Linked DNA regions of Homo sapiens: region 1 is linked to region 2. The links are chromatin loops, found by intact Hi-C in ENCODE. Cell type or tissue: gastrocnemius medialis. All regions are shown on one strand. Links, peaks and the distances in the headings refer to the core of each region. The heading gives the core; the rest is flanking DNA. Region 1 overlaps MESD (mesoderm development LRP chaperone). Region 2 has its middle 24 kb from the start of IL16.

Region 1 (2,919 bases), core at 280-2,779, 190 kb after region 2:
TACAATGCTATAGAGCACTAGAATTTATTCTTCCTATCTAATGTAATTTTGTATCCATTCACCATCCTCTCTCCCTATCTCCCCTCCACTTCCCAGCCTCTAGTAACCACAATTCTAATCTCCACTTATGTGAACACAACTATTTTAGGTCCGCATACGAAGGAGAATGCGCGGTATTTGTCTTTCTGTGTCTGGCTTATTGCACTTAACATAATGTCCTCCAGGCTCATTAGGGTACTATTTTGCAATTTTCTTTTCTGTAACTGAAACACACACACACATATACAATGGAAATTAAAGCTGCTTTTTTTTTTAAGTCTCTTGAAACAATTTTTACCTGTATTATATGCACTAGACTTACGACTATTTAATTATATTTGCATTAACAAAGAAGTGCTGGACTGGGCTTAGTGGCTCATGCCTGTAACCCCAGCACTTTGGAAGACTGAGGCGGGTGAATCCTTCGAGCTCAGGAGTTCGAGACCAGCCTGGGCAACATGGTGAAACCCGTCTTTACCAGAAATACAAAAATAAATTACCCAGGTGTGGTGGCATGCACTTGTGGTCCCAGCTACTCTGGAGGCTGGGATAGGAAGATCACTTGAGCCTGGCAGGCAGAAGTTGCAATGAGCCAAGATTGCACCAGCACCATTGCATTCCAAACTGGGTAATAGAGTAAGACCCCATCTAAAAAAAAAAAAAAAAAAAAAAAAAGCTGCTTGGGACCTACTGAGTTAATTTCATGATTATTAGTGAAATCAATCTGAAAAATACAAATATTCTAGGGTATTGAACCAACTGGAAGTCTTGAAGTGTTTTAAAGAGACTATAACCGATGTTATGGAGAATTAAGATAAAGACAGAAACAACTTGTGAATTTGGCAACTAGGAGGTCCTTTGTGACTTGAGAGTATAATTTCCATGCAGTGATTGTGGTTGGAGGCCAGATCACAGAGGCCTAAAGAGTCAGCAGTGTCATAGCCAACAGATACAGTACTGAGTTCTGCTTGCCTTTAAGTCATTACATCCCCAAACAAACCTTAGGAGGGAGAAGCTGTTATTACCCTCAGCTTTCCATTATAGGTAAGGAAAGTTATTTTCAGATGGGCTAAGTAACTTGCCCAAGGCCACATAGTGATGGAGCGCATCCGTCTGACAGCACAGCCCATGCTCCTGTCTGCAAGTCACCATCAGTGGCTCTTTGAAAGCAAAGTGAGGAAGAAACATGTCAGTTGAGAGGGTGGCAGAGTGGAAAAGAAGGTTAGTGTGTTATGTGTGGTCATGTTACTGGGGCCTTGGAGATCACTTCGTTCTGCTTTTCATTTTGTAAATGAGGAAACAGGCCTCGAGGCGTAAGGATTCTTAGGCAGGGTCACACAGCTAGTTATGCAAAACTGAAACCAGATTCCAGGTCTGACGTCGGTATGGATCACCTTCAAGCACTGCGTAGAATTCTTTCGTTTTTACTTTTTACTAAAATTATTTTTAATATAGTACATTATTAATGGTATCTTAAGCCTTGGCCCTTCAGATATTGTTCAGTAAGAGTGACTTAGGGGCTTTTTTTTGTTTTTTGTTTTGGTAACAGGTTTATTGAGATTCAATTCACATGCCATAGGCAATTTACCCATGTAAAGTGTACATTTTAGTTTTAGTATCTTCAGAGAATTGTACAGTCATCACCAAACTCAATTTTAGAACATTTTTATCATCCCCAAAAGAAACCTTCAACCACTCCTCCCCTGTGTTCTCCCAACTCCCTAGCCAGCCCCGGGCAATCGCTTATCTACCTTCTGTCTCAACAGATTTATCCATTCTGGACATTTCCTATAAATGGAATCATAGAATGTGTAGTCTTTCATATCTGGCTTCTTTCACTTAGCATAATATTTTCATGTATCAATCAGTACTTCATTTCTTTTTTCTTTTTTCTTTTTCTTTTTGGTAGAGATAGGGTCATGATATGTTGCTCAGGCTGGTCTTTAACTCCTGTGCTCAGGTGATCTCCAGCTTCGACCTCCTAAAGTGCTGAGGTTATAGTTGTGAGCCACCATACCCAGCCAGTACTTCATTTTTTTTGGTTGCTGGCATTAGCCTTTTCTCCAAGGAACCTGGTTCTATTAAAGATTTTTTATTTGTCAGTCTATATGCTATTTATTAGGCATGGTGGCTAATGCCTGTAATCCCAGCACTTTGGGAGGCCGAGGTGGGCAGATCACGAGGTCAGGAGATCGAGACCATCCTGGGCAACATGGCAAAACCCCGTCTCTACTAAAAATACAAAAATTAGCTGGATGTGGTGGTGCGTGCCTATAATCCCAGCTACTCGGGAGGCTGAGGCAGGAGAATCGCCTGAACCCAGGAGGCAGAGGTTGCAGTGAGCCGAGATCGTGCCACTGCACTCCAGCCTGGTGACAGAGTGAGACTCCATCTCAAAAAAAAAAAAAAAAAAAAAAAAAGTTACTGTTTTCTATTAGTAATTTATTCATTTGTTTTGATCATTATGGGTTCAACATCTCATTTTGTTTGAGGGGTTGTAAGTCATACTATTATTTATTTTGATGTTGAGATTATTTCAACTTTGGCCCATGAGAGCTGCTTCAAGTTGGCTTCCATGGCATTTTGACATGTTCACGATTCTTTGAGCACTTTACTACTTTGTGATGCGGGATTATTCTAGGCTCATCTTCTGTCTCTCTTGCTATAAGCCTGTTCTCCAAGGAACCCACGCTCTTTTAAATATTTTTATCCATTAATCTGTTTACTCATCTGTTAATCTATGAAAAACCATGAGTTTCTCCTGATACCTTCAATTCCAGCCTAATACCACAGGGCTCATTCTTCCCCCTTTCATGTTTGTAACTTACTTCCCAGAAGTTAAGAACCTGGCTCTCATTACCCTCAATATGTTTACTCCTT
Region 2 (2,919 bases), core at 142-2,641:
CCTTGCCCTTTACAAGAATCTCATTTGCAGCTGACACCCATCCTGCACTGTTAAGGAATCAATGGAAAGGCCCACCTAGAGCCCTGTGACTGAGCTCTCCTCCTTGGAGCCTCCTGTTGTCACCTTACTGTTTTCACCAGTGCTACTGCTTTCCATCAGCCATCCTCCTCCCACCCTGGTCCCTGAAAGGCCTGAGCCCAGATGCTTTGCTTCCAGGGTATTGGCCATTCACTCACACAAGTGAAACTTCCCACTCACCTAATAGCCAGAGAAGTTGTTATAGCCCCAAATCACATTGTTAGATGGTCATAGAACATGTTGCCTGTATCTTTCCTCTTTCCCTGAGATCATACTGGTTACAACTGTCACAAAATCAAAGCTCAGGAGGCCAAGGTGGCCAGATTATTTGAGTCCAGGAGTTCAAGACCAGCCTGGGCAACATAGTGAGACCCCCATCTCTGAAAAAAAAATTAATTGGTCATGTTGGCATGCACCAGTAATCCCAGCTACTCTGGAGGCTGAAGTGGGAGGATTACTTGAGCCCAGGAGGTCGAGGCTGTGGTGAGCTGTGATTGTGCCACTGCAATCCAGCCTGGGTGACAGAGCGAGCCCCATCTCCAAAAATAATAAGAAGAAAGAAAGAAAAATCAAAGCTCAGATGCCATCTATGTTGTCCTCATTTCTCTGATGCATTAGATTTCAATTCTGTAACTAAAAAGAACAAACTTCATTTCTTCCCAAGATGCATTCAGTAGTCAGCAAAGAGCAACTGAATGGCTGCTGGGCTTCTGTCCTCAAAACCTCTCTATTGGAGACTGACAGAGGGGACAGAGGCAAGTACATTACAGTGGGGTGATTTGGGGGATAAAGCTTAGCCCTGGGAGATGTGGGAGCACAGAAGAAGGCACAGACCCTGCTGAGTTAGGTCAGATAAATGCTGGATAGACGAATGAATTGACTCTGAACCTCGGGTGAGATGGCCAGCTGGAAAAGGGTGATGGGCATGTTTGAGTCACAGGCACCAGTATGCACCATGGTACAAGGACAGGAAATAGGAGGATGAGTTCAAGGAACCACAGTCTAATATATCAAGAATATTTCTGAGCGCCTTGTGTTTTCTCTGCTAGCACCATTACTATATTCCACATTACCCAACCCAGATAGCTACAATCTATCCCTGACTCCTTTTTTTTTTCCTTATCTCAACTTTCAGCTCAATTCCTGACAGTTATATTTTCTTTGTTTCTTTTTTTATTATTATTTGAGACAGAGTCTTGTGCTGTTGCTCAGGCTGGAGTGCAGGGGCTCGAGCTCGACTCACTGCAACCTTTGCCTCCTGGGTTCAAGCGATTCTGGTGCCTCAGCCTCAGTAGTAGCTGGGATTACAGGTGCACACCACCATGATTGGTTAATTTTTCTTGTATTTTTAGTAGAGATGTGGTTTTGCCATGTTGGCCAGGCTGGTCTTGAACTCCTGGCCTCAAGCAATCTGCCCACCTCAACTTCCCAAAGTGCTGGGATTAGACGTGAGCCACTGTTCCTGGCCCCTCACAGTTATATATTCTAAACATCTCTCAGACCCACTGACTTCTCTGCCACTTCCTGGCTTAGGCTTTCATACTATTCAGCCAGAATAACCCAAGAGTCTCCTAATTTCTCTACCTTTATCCATTCTTACTCTCTCAAATTCATCCTCTCTCATAACCATAGAAATCTGACCTTTTGGCCAGGCACAGTGGCTCACACCTGCATCCCAACACTTTAAGAGAGGAGACTGGGGTAGGAAGATTGCTTGAGACCAGGAATTCAAGACCAGCCTGGGCAACATAGGGAGACCCTCTCTCAAGAAAGAAGAAGAAGGAAGAGGAAGAGGAGGAGGGGAAGAAGTCTGACCTTTATATTTGCCATTGAACACTCGACTGAGAGACTATATAAACTATCTGAAAAAAATCCCAAACCTTCTGAATAAGGCATGTAAGCCTTTATATAACTAAGCCCTGTCTACTTGCTTCAAATGCCAGGCTCCAGCAAAGCCGAAATTGTGCTAATTGTCTGCTTTCACTGCTGTCTGTCACCTCCATGCTTTTGTGCATCTGTCCCCTCTCTTCCTTTACCTTTCTCACCCTTTGATTGCCAGCTCAGGGATCACCCTTCTAAAATTCTCCTTTGAATGCTCCCCACCACTGATATAATTCATGCCCCTTTCCCACGCTACTAAGATTCTCTGCATATTTCTAATGCTGGGCTTTCTCTGTAATTATTTGTTGACATGTCCATCTTCTCCACTGGGTTGTGAACACATTGAGGCCAAATACTAGCTCTTATTCATCTTTGTGTTCCCTGATCTAACTCAGTGTCTGGCATACAGTGTCAGGCATTGAGTGAAGACTCAAAATTGCCTAAACTAATTAAATAATGGCATTGGTGACTGATACTTCTAGTTACTAAAATAATGAATGCAGGGAAAAAAACTGGAATGATGAGAAAGATGATGAGCTCAGTTTGGACATATGGTTTGGAGCATCTGTGGGCTACAGAGAGTAGAGATGTCTGATGGGCATATGGATGCAGGAACTGGAGGTCAGGAGAGAGATCTGGGATGGGGATAGAAATATGAACATCACTGGTGTATAGAAAGTAGTTGAAGTCAAAGGTTCTGATTTAAAACAATATAGAAAGCACAGTAAGAAAAATGGACTAAGTTCTGATTCAAGCAGCAGAGACAGAAGAAAACAAAAATAACAACAATACCAAAAAAAATGGGCTATGCATGAAGCCTTATAAAATTTCAACATTGAAGAAACAAGCAATGGAAAAGACATCCAACAGAGATGCAACACCAAGACAGGGAAGAGACTGAAGAGAGATAAAATTAAGAAAGTTCCAACACGGAAGCCAAGGGGAAGGGAGGATATATTT

What was found. Peaks named below come from ENCODE experiments on the same cell type or tissue, not always from the same donor. Only the 100,000 strongest peaks of a DNase experiment are listed, where the experiment ranks them.
Region 1: a loop joins it to region 2, with 5 times the contacts of the local background. A loop is called at or near these places in 2 of 110 quality-filtered maps.

The regions. Positions count from the first base shown.
Region 1 is chr15:80,983,435-80,986,353 of GRCh38, reverse strand. All of the region lies in intron 1 of MESD (mesoderm development LRP chaperone), which reads left to right. Among named protein-coding and RNA genes, the nearest start is that of MESD, 4.9 kb to the left of the region's middle. RefSeq lists enhancers at 1,087-1,286, 2,121-2,655. In gastrocnemius medialis, for the core only: no CTCF peak of the experiment used is centred there; a DNase peak (open chromatin) is centred at 1,349.
Region 2 is chr15:81,171,077-81,173,995 of GRCh38, reverse strand. No RefSeq gene overlaps it. Among named protein-coding and RNA genes, the nearest start is that of IL16, 24 kb to the left of the region's middle. In gastrocnemius medialis, for the core only: no CTCF peak of the experiment used is centred there; no DNase peak of the experiment used is centred there.